Regions from separate parts of the Homo sapiens genome. Here region 2 is linked to region 1. A link is a loop called in an ENCODE intact Hi-C map of the cell type or tissue named here. Cell type or tissue: ascending aorta. All regions are shown on one strand. Each heading gives the region's core, and the rest is flanking DNA. Links, peaks and the distances in the headings are about the cores only.

Evidence for each region. A loop is a pair of places that touch in the nucleus more often than their neighbours do. Peaks named below come from ENCODE experiments on the same cell type or tissue, not always from the same donor. Only the 100,000 strongest peaks of a DNase experiment are listed, where the experiment ranks them.
Region 2: a loop joins it to region 1, with 5 times the contacts of the local background. A loop is called at or near these places in 4 of 110 quality-filtered maps.

What each region holds. Positions count from the first base shown.
Region 1 is chr2:127,506,034-127,511,412 of GRCh38, forward strand. All of the region lies in intron 2 of IWS1 (interacts with SUPT6H, CTD assembly factor 1), which reads right to left. Among named protein-coding and RNA genes, the nearest start is that of IWS1, 18 kb to the right of the region's middle. In ascending aorta, for the core only: no CTCF peak of the experiment used is centred there; a DNase peak (open chromatin) is centred at 2,848; H3K27ac peaks cover 2,857 bases.
Region 2 is chr2:127,567,323-127,572,701 of GRCh38, forward strand. It overlaps MYO7B (myosin VIIB), which reads left to right. Exons shown (of 48, transcript NM_001393586.1): 6 at 2,467-2,588. It overlaps LOC105373609 (a long non-coding RNA gene), which reads right to left and starts at 3,640. Exons shown (of 3, transcript NR_132317.1): 1 at 3,559-3,640. In ascending aorta, for the core only: no CTCF peak of the experiment used is centred there; DNase peaks (open chromatin) are centred at 939, 1,529, 2,189 and 3,169; H3K27ac peaks cover 2,484 bases.

The sequences.
Region 1 (5,379 bases), core at 187-5,186:
GATTTTTTCTTTTTTAAAAGGCGAATTTTCTCATACATACTTCTGTTTTGTAAAAATATAACTCTAGGCTGGACAAGGTGGCTCACACCTTTTGGGAGGCCGAGGTGGTGGATCACCTGAGGTCAGGAGTTCGAGACCAGCCCGGCCAACATGGTGAAACCCTGTCTCTATTAAAAATACAAAAATTAGCTGGGCGTGGTGGTGGACACCTGTAATCCCAGCTACTAGGGAGGCTGAGGCAGGAGAATCACTTGAACCTGGGAGGCGGAGGTTGCAGTGAGCTGAGATTGCACCATCGCACTCCAGCCTGGGTGACAGAGTGAGACTGTCAAAAATAAAAATAAATAAATAAAAATAAATAACTCTATTTTTCAAAGAAATACAAGCAAACATGTAACCAAGTTCTTTTACACAGGAACATTCTTGGGTTTTATAAGGTTAAGATTATTTAAGGGAAAAGAACTATAAAATTTAATTTTATTTAAAGGGTCAAATAACATATGGGCACCTTCTCCCAAGATAATTTAAGCAAACAAAGAAAGGAGAAGTTAACATTTCCTAAGTACCCACTAAGAGCCAATACCACAACAGGCTCTCTCCTGTTAGTTCATTTACTCCTCATAATGGTACTTCTCATGATAACAAAATTGAGGCTTACAGTAGTCACGGTCCTGTGTCTAGTAACCCTAGAAACAAGAAAGCTTAAGTTTTAGGGAGAACATGATTCATCTAACTATACCAACACATAATGTTACTTGAAATAATTACTCTGAAAACATGCCCTGGGGTACAAACTTGATATGTGCATATTATAGCTATGGCTTTAAAATGCAGAGAAAAATATACAAAATTAAACATGCCAAAATACTAACAAGTATTTTAGGATCCGGTGAATTTTTTCTCCCATCTGGTAGCTCAACTTTAAATAACATGGCAATAATATTCTAGCTTAAAAAGTGAAAGTATTTCCGTGTTTGAGTATACCCTCTTAAAAATTTACTGAGCCAAATATTTCTTGTTAGATATATGACTTAAGCTATGTGAACCTACCACAGACCAATTTTCAAGGACCAAAGAGCCTTTAATAATATATATGCCCAACATCATGCTATGAAACAGTTAAGTGACAAGATTATTCTTGTCAATGACAAGATAAATGGCTTGAAAATGTTCTCATAAAACCCAAACTTTTACTAACCCAAGTATGCTGTGTCTACAAATTCAAAAAGAATATGAAAAATTATAAAATAGCCTACAAAGCCAATGTTTGAAGAGTTTTTAAATATTTTATCACCATTATGACAGCACAGCATTGCAAAGAGTCATTGCTATACACAGTCACTGAAATATAGCACATTCAGGTAAGTTTCCAAAATCATACACTTTTCAAAATTCCTAAATACATTTTTCTTGAGTTCTCACTGGGCACTCAACACAGTACTGTATTAGATTCCTTGTCAGTCACAAGCTCTATTATCCCACTGAAACAGGCACTTATCTATTAAAACGGTATTAGGACTTGAGAGATATCATAGAATCTTACAATTACCGTACAATAGTCTGTATGTTGCCTAAAGTTTACTTTAGCCACACTTCATAATTTAAAAGAATGCAGATGGAAAATTTAACTATCTAGATTGTAAGCTCTAGGAAGGCAGACATATTTTGGTTTGTTTTCCTGAGGTATCCTCAGAGTGCAGAATGGTCTCCAGAACATACACACACTAGGTAGAGTTCGAGCATTCCTAATCTGAAAATTCAGACAACTCCAAAATCTGAAACTTCTTGAGCACTGACATGACACCACAAGTGGAAAATTCCACACATAAGCACCCAACACAAACTTTGTTTCATGTGAAAAATTATTTAAAATAATGTGTAAAATTACCTTCCAGCTATGTATATAAGACACATGAATTTCGTGTTTAGACTTGGGTTCCATCGCCAAAATAGCTCACTCTGTATAAGTAAATATTCCAAAACTCGAAAAAATTCTAAATCCAAAACACTTCTGATTTGAAGCATTTTGGATAAGGGATACTCAACGTGTATTTGTTAAATGAGTAATAAAGGCCTTAAGTGGGAATAACATAAGGTGAGGAAAAATTAATCCAACAAGAATGTATTTCATGTCTACTACGTGCAAGACACCAAGAATCCAGGCGGAGTATGTCACAGGGCCTGACCTTAAGAGCTGCTGTCTGATGAGGAGCCAGCCAAGCATACTGTAACAGTATAGTGTGACATGCACTATTCACAAAGTATGTATATGATATTTCAAAAGTGTACTGGAAGTGCATCTATATGAAACTGAGCTGCAAAAAAAAGGTGTGCAGACAACAGGCATGTTTGCATGCAGTTTGTGATGGCTGAGTTAAGACGGGAGGGTGGGGAGAGGCATACAGTACCAGCAGAGGCAATTAAAGCAGGAGGCAAAAAGGAAAATTATAATTGGCTTTTGGAATGCTCTCCATGATATATCCATCACATAACTCTAACACCATTTCTATGTGTGACTTGATTTATTTTAGTTGAAACTACAGAAATCATCTCTAGCTAAGTCCAGAAAAAAAGAACAATCTTCTCAGGATCAAAGTCAGTTGAATGACTAAACACTTGGGAAGGTTAAGTACCAACGCAGCACAGAGAGCTTAGAAAAGGGAACTCAAGGATCATTTTACTAGAGTACCATCAGTAACATGACTCAGCTATACCCTGTCTAGAACCTAAATTATAAATCCCCAAGAGAGATGACTTAACTGGCCAAGGCAATATTAGAAACTGTGACTCAATCAGTTACAGCTGGATCGGGGCACAGCACTGGGAGTCACTCCCAAAGAAGTGAGAGACACTGGGCAGTCATCCAAAACTCACCCGCTACACTCTACCCCAGATTTCCTGACACATGGTGTAGCATTCCAAAACAAACCCTTACAAGGACACTGCATAAGACAATGATTGTAAAATTTAGGAATCCTCATGAATTTTTTATGAGTTTCACGAAAACATAGCATTATGTATGGCATGACAGGGCAAAAAAGGGGAGAAATCACTACAGTAAAGAAGTACTAGTTTAATAGACTCGAGCTAAAGAATACACTTAGACAACACCACCACAGAATTTGGGACGAGTATGCTGGAAATTATACAGTTAAGCTTAAAAGTTATCAAAACAATATCCAAAGTTTTTAGAGTGGTTTTGGCAATTAAATTGCAAGCTTAAAAAAAATCCAAAAGACAGTTTTTTAAAAGTCAGATGAGTACAACAAACCAACAGTTGAAACTGACATTTAATGTCATTTCTAAAATAATGTAACACATTTCCTAGTTGTAATGGTAAAAGAAATTGAGCACTCAGAAGGTCCTTAGATGCTTTAGAAACATCTATAATGCCGCCGGGCGCAGTGGCTCACGCCTGTAATCCCAGCACTTTGGGAGGCCGAGGTGGGCAGATCACGAGGTCAGGAGATTGAGACCATCCTGCCTAACATGGTGAAACCCTGTCTCTACGAAAAATGCAAAAAATTAGCTGAGTGTGGTGGCGCACTCCTGTAGTCCCAGCTACTTGAGAGGCTGAGGCAGGAGAATCACTTGAACCCAGGAAGCGGAGGTTGCAGTGAGCCAAGATCGTGCCACTGCACTCCAGCCTATGTGACAGAGCAACACTCCATCTCAAAAAAAAAAAAAAAAAAAAAAAAGCCATCGATAATGCCTCATACCTCCTTCTTAGCCATCATTCACACTGCAGTTATAAATCACTGGTTATCCATCATAATAAACAATCTTGTTTATCTCAGTCTACAAAGAATAACCACACTTCTTATGACCAGGGCCACAATACACAGAGAGATAACTGACATTCTTAAACTGCAAAGTAAATAAAACTGCTATAAATCAAATAATAATTTGTAAAGTATTCAAATTTCAAAGTATTATATCGTCAAATGGAAACGTGTATAGACCCAAATAACTCAGGACACTTTGTTTCTTCTTTACTGGTGAGAAGTGTCAAACTCAAAGTACTTGATGTTGCATACTACTCTACCATTATAAACTGGTAAAATGCTCAACACTAAACCACACAGTACATTCCATGAGGAAATATCTATAGGACCATTTTCAAAAACATGTTTCACGGGACCTTAGTTCCAGAAGATATAGCTGAAACTATCATACTGGACTTTGTCAATGCGTATCAGTTTAATGAGCATGAAAGAATCTGAGAAACCCTGCAGTAAAATACATAATGCTGTCAATCCAATGTAGTTCCTGGAGTGTTGCAACACTCTGAGAAACTCCCAAGCACACACTTAATATAATGAAGCTATAAACCAGAATGTCCCTTGTGTCCCCTGTCTATCAAAAGTTGGTTGATCTTAGAATAAGAGTCAGAAACAAAGGCACTCCTGATGAATACCAGAAAAAAAAATTCTACACAAAGCTTGTTTTTTGTTTGTTTGGTTTGTTTTGTCTTTTTGAGACAAGGTATCACTCTGTCACCCAGGCTGAAGTGCAGTAGCATAACCATAGCTCAGTATAGCCTTGAACTCCTGGGCCCAAGAGATCATCCTGCCTCAGTCTCCCAAGTAGCTGAGACTACAAGCACACGCCACCACGTCCGGATAATTTTTTTTTTTTTTGTAGAGACAGTCTGTGTTGCCCAGGCTGTTCTCAAATGCCTGGCCTCAAGTGATCCTTCCGCCTTGGCCTCCCAACCAAGTTTAAGATTTTATAATAATGATGCAAACTCTTGCCTACCTCTTTAGACTCACTTCTTTCCACTCACCATCAACCCTATGTGTTACACCAGCAGTTCCCAAACTTCAGTATGCTTAAGAATCACTTGGGGAACTTTGGAGAAAACCATACAAACTTTTGTGCTTCTCACCTCCAGATATTAATTCAGTGTATCTGGGAAAGGTGTCACAGAATCTGAATTTTGACATGTGGTCCACATGATTCTGACCACATTTTAGAAATTCTACTCCAGTTCCAGCAGAGTGGAACCACTAACTTTGCGCCTTTACAAATGCTGTTCCCTTTACCAAGAATATCTTTCTTCTACCTTGTCTTTTTCGTGCCTAAAAACTTGCCAAAAATACTCGCCCCATGAAGTCTCTTCCATCTTTCTCCCTAGGTAGAATGGATGGACTTTGTGCAACATAATGTGACAGTTAAGGCTGTGGAATTTAGAGTCAGAAAGACCTGAGGTCCAAGCCCCAGCTCTGCTATTTTCTACTATGTGATCAAAGGACATTTTCCTAACTCTTCAAAGCTTCCATGTCCTTGATCTGATGGAATTAGGAATACTATCTATACCGTAGAGGGCAGTTCTGAGGACTAAAAGCATGCAAAGCCGTTAGCACAGAGCCTGTGAAT
Region 2 (5,379 bases), core at 154-5,153, 61 kb after region 1:
AAAAAACACAGGGCAGGCCTCAGGTGAGGACAGAGGAGCAGCAGCTCCAGGGGACAGCTCTCAGTTCACTAGGGGACCAGAAGGAAAGTGTCCCCTCCAGTCCAGGTCCTGACTGCTTCAGAGACTCCCTGCCTGGCCTGGCCTCTCTACCAGTGACCACAGACCCTGAGAACTTGGAGGGGAGGGTGTGGCAGGCTGGCCACGGGGATGGAAGCCACCCCTCAGGGGAGTCTGCACCCGTTGTTCCAGGAACACTGGATCCTAGCAGAGAACTTTGGTGTCCTCAGCCCCATGCACCCCAACTCAGTCCATGGCGTGGATGACATGATCCACCTGGGGGATTCATTCATTCATTCATTCATTCATTCAATCATTTGAGGTTTTGTCATGCCCCAACTGAGTGCCCCCAACTGTCCTAACATGGTGAGGCAGCAGCTAACAAAAGGGACCAGAATCCCTTCCTCAGGGAGCTTATATTCTAGAAGCGGAGACAGACAGGCAACAAATAAGTGCGTTTTTATGTAGGTCCTAACAGCTTTGAAGAAAAACACAGCAGGGGAGAGGAAAGGGTGATGTCGGCCTCTTCATTAGATAGGGGGCAGGCCAGGCACGGCCTCTCTGAGGAGGGATGTTGAACAGAGACCAGAATGAAGTCCTAAGGCACAGGTGATCACATTTCATGTCCTCAGCAACCCTCTGAAAGAGATGCTCTTATTCCCATGATATGGTCTCATGTTACTGCTGGAGAGACCTACAATCAGAGGGGCTGAGATCCTGTTCCAGTGGTACACAGCAGTGAAGTGGGAAATTCAAACCCAGGGCTCTGGAGAAGACAGCAGACAGGTACTCTGGGAGAAAGCTGGAACTCCCAACCTGCCCCCAGAGGCAGGGCAAGAGGCCCCTCAGCAGAGCTGGGCCGCAGGCTGGCTGGCCAGGGAGCTTACGGTGTGGCTCTACCTGGAGGTTGGCGGGGCTGGCAGTGTGAACAAGGAGAGGAAAGAGCCCCCTGATTTTGGTTCCTTGCAGTGAGCAGAATGTCACTTGTCACTTTGAATCAAATTGCATTCTCCTCCTGCCCTTTCCTCCCCCAGGGCTGTGGGCAAGTCCCCTTAAGCCCCTGTCTCTACAATGGCAGGTTATTTGATGAGCTCGTGTTTATAAAAACGCCTGGCGCTTGACAGGCACTCAGGGGAGTCCACAGCTATCACTGGAGGTTTGTTGATCTCACTCTGCTTTGCTGGCATAGTGATTGTGGGTATTTTGATCATAACTTTTAAAAAAGGTAATATTTTGGCCGGGTGCGGTAGCTCACGCTTGTAATCCCAGCACTTTGGGAGGCTGAGGCAGGTGGATCACCTGAGGTCAGGAGTTCAAGACCAGCCTGGCCAACATGGTGAAACCCCGTCTCTACTAAAAATATAAAAATTAGCCAGGCTTGGTGGCCGACGCCTGTAATCTCAGCTACTCAGGAGGGTGAGGCAGGAGAATTGCTGGAACTGGAGTGGGCGGAGGTTGCAGTGAGCTGAGATCGTGCCATTGCACTCCAGCCCAGGCCAACAACAGCAAGACTCCGTCTCAAAAAAAAAAAAAGACAGTATTTTCAGGCCAAGCACGGTGGTTTATGCCTGTAATCCCAGCACTTTGGGAGGCCGAGGCGGGCAGATCATCTGAGGTCAGGAGTTTGAGACCAGACTGGTCAACATGGTGAAACCTTATCTCTACTAAAAATATAAAAATTACCTGGGTGTGGTGGCAGCCACCAGTAATCCCAGCTACTCAGGAAGCTGAGGCATGAGAATCACTTGCACCCAGGAGGTGGAGGTTGCAGTGAGCCGAAATCATGCCACTGTACTCCAGCCTGGGTGACAGAGTGAGACTCCGTCTCAAAAAAAAAAAAAAAAAAAAGGTAATATTTTCAGATGAAGCAACATCTGGGATTTGCTTTAAAATAGTACAGGACGGGAAACAAAATTGGCCGGGAGTTGAAGCTGGATAATGGGACTGTGGGAGTCTGTTTTGCAAACTCCAAAGTGCAGGAATCCTCTGGGGATCTGGTGAAAATGCAGATTCTGATCAACAGAGCCTGTGTGACCTGGGCATCTGCATTCCGAGCCTGCTGCTGGCCTGTGGGCCACCCTTTCATTAGGAAGACACTGAGTCATCTCACTCAGTCTTCTGTACGTCCTGGGCACTGTGGTGCTGACCCTGGAATGAATCAGATCCGAGTGTGCCAAGGAACTTGCAGCCAAGCACAGAAGAAAAGACAAACACAATAACATGTACAACACAGGCAGCCTGAGACCCACAGGGGATTTCAGGGCTTCAGTGCAGTGGGATTTCTGCAGGGGAGAGGCCATCCCTGTCAGACTGGCTCAGAAAGCAGGACTGGGGTTTGCAGGAGAGTTGAGAGGTGTTGAAAAAAATAGTCGTTTTGTGGCATCATGTCCCTGCACACCCTTTTTGCAGCGGCGAGTCTGGGGCTGGCAAGACGGAGACCACCAAGCTCATCCTGCAGTTCCTGGCCACCATCAGTGGCCAGCATTCGTGGATTGAGCAGCAGGTCCTGGAAGCCAACCCCATCCTGGAGGGTAAGCATCACTCTGGGACCCGCCCTTCTCCCCCAGCCCCCCTGGAGCCTTCCTGCCAGGTAGGACCATGGGGAGGGACAGGATAGGCCACAAACCTTCAGCAACTCCTCCAGACCCTTGGGACACAAAACACAAGGGTGGGGTGCATGGTAGGGGAAGGGGGGCCAGGCAGCACAAAGGGGAAAGACTGAGGACTTAATAAACTTCCACCAGGTGTGTTTTCCACGGGATTGTAAGGAATATTCTTTTTAAAAAGGCATCCAAGATCAAATCAATTTGGGAAATGCTAGATGCATGTGTTCAGTTGCTGGAACTGAACTGGAAAGCAGTTGCTGGGCCAGAGTGAGGACTGCAAGAGGTTTATTGAGGGGTAAACCTGCAGAAGGCAAAGTGGGAGAAAGCAGGAGTGGGCAGGATGAGCCTTCAAACTTGGATGCTGCTCAGACGCTTATGAACGGGAAAAAGAGAGGAAGCAGCTTGGGTCGGGAGAGGCTCACGCTGTGATCCAGATCTAAGTCTTGGCCAACCCAGCAGGCAGCTCTGGAGCAAACTGCTCCTTAGAAGGCTCCTGGCTTCGGCCCCGGTGACCCCGGCCTCAGTCTAGTCGGGGCTGCCCAGAAGCCCGTGGCCTCGGCCCCAAGGCTGTCAGCTGCTGGACAGCACAGTCTCTCTCGTTTCTTTACAACTGAAGTTTGCTTTACATATAGTAAATATTCACCTTTTTCAAGTACAGTTTTGTGAGTTTTGACAAACTCATACAGGCCTGTGGTTCCCATCATCATCATGAAATAGAATTTTCCCTTCACCCCCCAGATCTTCTCTCACACCCCTTCGTAGTCACCCTGTCTTCCCAACCCCTCCCCTGGCAACTACTGATTTGTCTTTCCCCCGCCCCCCTTCACAGTTTTGTCTTTTCCAGAACGTCATAGAAGTAAAATCACAGGGTTTGTAGCCTTTTGTGTCTAGTTACCTTGGCTATTTGGGATTCTTCCTTGTTGCTGCCTGCATCAGTGATTCATTCCTTTTTAATGCTGAGTAGAATTCCATTGCGTGAAGGTACCACAGCTTCTCCACCCGTTCAGGACATCTGGGTTGTTTATCGTTTTTAGCTGCTAGGAGTAAAACCTCTATAAATGTTCACATACAGGTTTTTGTGTGCACATTGGTCTTTCCCTTGGATAAATATGCAAGAGTGAAATTGTTGGCTCAAAAGGCAAGTGAGCCATTTCACTTTGTCAGAAACTTCCGAAATGTTTTCCAAAATGCTCACAGCATTTTGCTTTCCCACCAGCAGAGCAGGAACATTCTGGTTGTCCTGTGTCCCCACCAGCACCTGGCACAGTGAAGGACCTGGTCTGCCTTCTGATATGTGTGGAGCATGCTTGTAACTCCCGTGGCCCTGACGACTAAGGATGTTAGCGTCCTTCCTCATGCTTACCTCCGCTCTGTATATCTTCTCTGGTGAAGTGTCAGTTCAAATCTTTTGCCTATTCTTTAATATTCTTTAATTGGTCTATTTCCTTACCAGTGAGTTTTTTTTTTTTTTTTTGCTTGTTTGTTTTTTGTTTGTTTGTTTTTTATTTTTTTGAGACGGAGTTTCGCTCTTGTTGCCCAGGCTGGAGCACAATGGCACGATCTCGGCTCACTGCAACCTCTGCCTGTTAGGTTCAAGCGATTCTCCTGCCTCAGCCTCCCGAGTAGCTGGAATTATAGGCATGCACCACCACGCCCAGTTAATTTTGTATTTTTAGTAGAGACGGGGTTTCTCCATGTTAGTCAGGCTGGTCTCAAACTCCCGACCTCAGGTGATCCACCCGCCTCGGCCTCCCAAAGTGCTGGGATTACAGGCGTGAGCCACTGTGCCTGGCCATTAGTGAGTTTTAAGAGTTCGTTCTGTGTTCTGGATACAAGTCCTTTATAAGATAGGTGTTACATCTTATATTGTGTCCGAGTTTGTGGCTTGTCTTTTCATTCTCTAGACAGGGTCTTTTGCAGGGCAGAAGTTTTAAATTTTGATGAAGTTCAATTTTTCCTTTTATGGGTCATGCTTTTTTGTGTTGTATCTAAGAAATCTTTGCCTAACCCAGAGATTTTCTCCTATGTTTTTCCTATATGTTTTGTAGTTTTAGGTCTTATATTTAGGTTGATGATCCAGTTTATGATTTACATTTGTGATCCGATATTTTTCTATGGTGCAAGGTACACAGCATAGAAAAAAAGACTTTTGGCTGGGCATGATGGCTTATGCCAGTAATCCCAGAACTTTGGGAGGCCAAGGCAGTCAGATCGCTTGAGGTCAGGAGTTCAAGACCAGCCTGGTCAACATGGGGAAACCCCATCTCTACTAAAAATACAAAACTTAGTTGAGCATGGTGGCATGCGCCTATAATCCCATCTACTCGGGATGCTGTGGCAGGAGAATCGCTTGAACGCAGGAGGCAAAGTTTGCAGAGAGCCGAGATCACACCACTGCACTCCAACCTGGGCGACAGAGTGAGACTGTCTCAAAAAAAAAAAAAAAGACTTTTCTGTCTTTCCTTCCTTGCTTCTTTCTCATCTTTTCTCCTTCCTTCCTTTCTTTTTCTCCTTCCTTCCTTTCTTTTTCTCCTTCCTTCCTTTCTTTTTCTCCTTCCTTCCTTTCTTTTTCTCCTTCCTTCCTTTCTTTTTCTCCTTCCTTCCTTTCTTTTTCTCCTTCTCTCTTTGTTTGTTTTGCATGTTGATACTCTATTATTCCAGTCCTATTTGTCAAAAAGACTATTTTTTCTCTGTTGACTTACCTTTGCACCCCTGT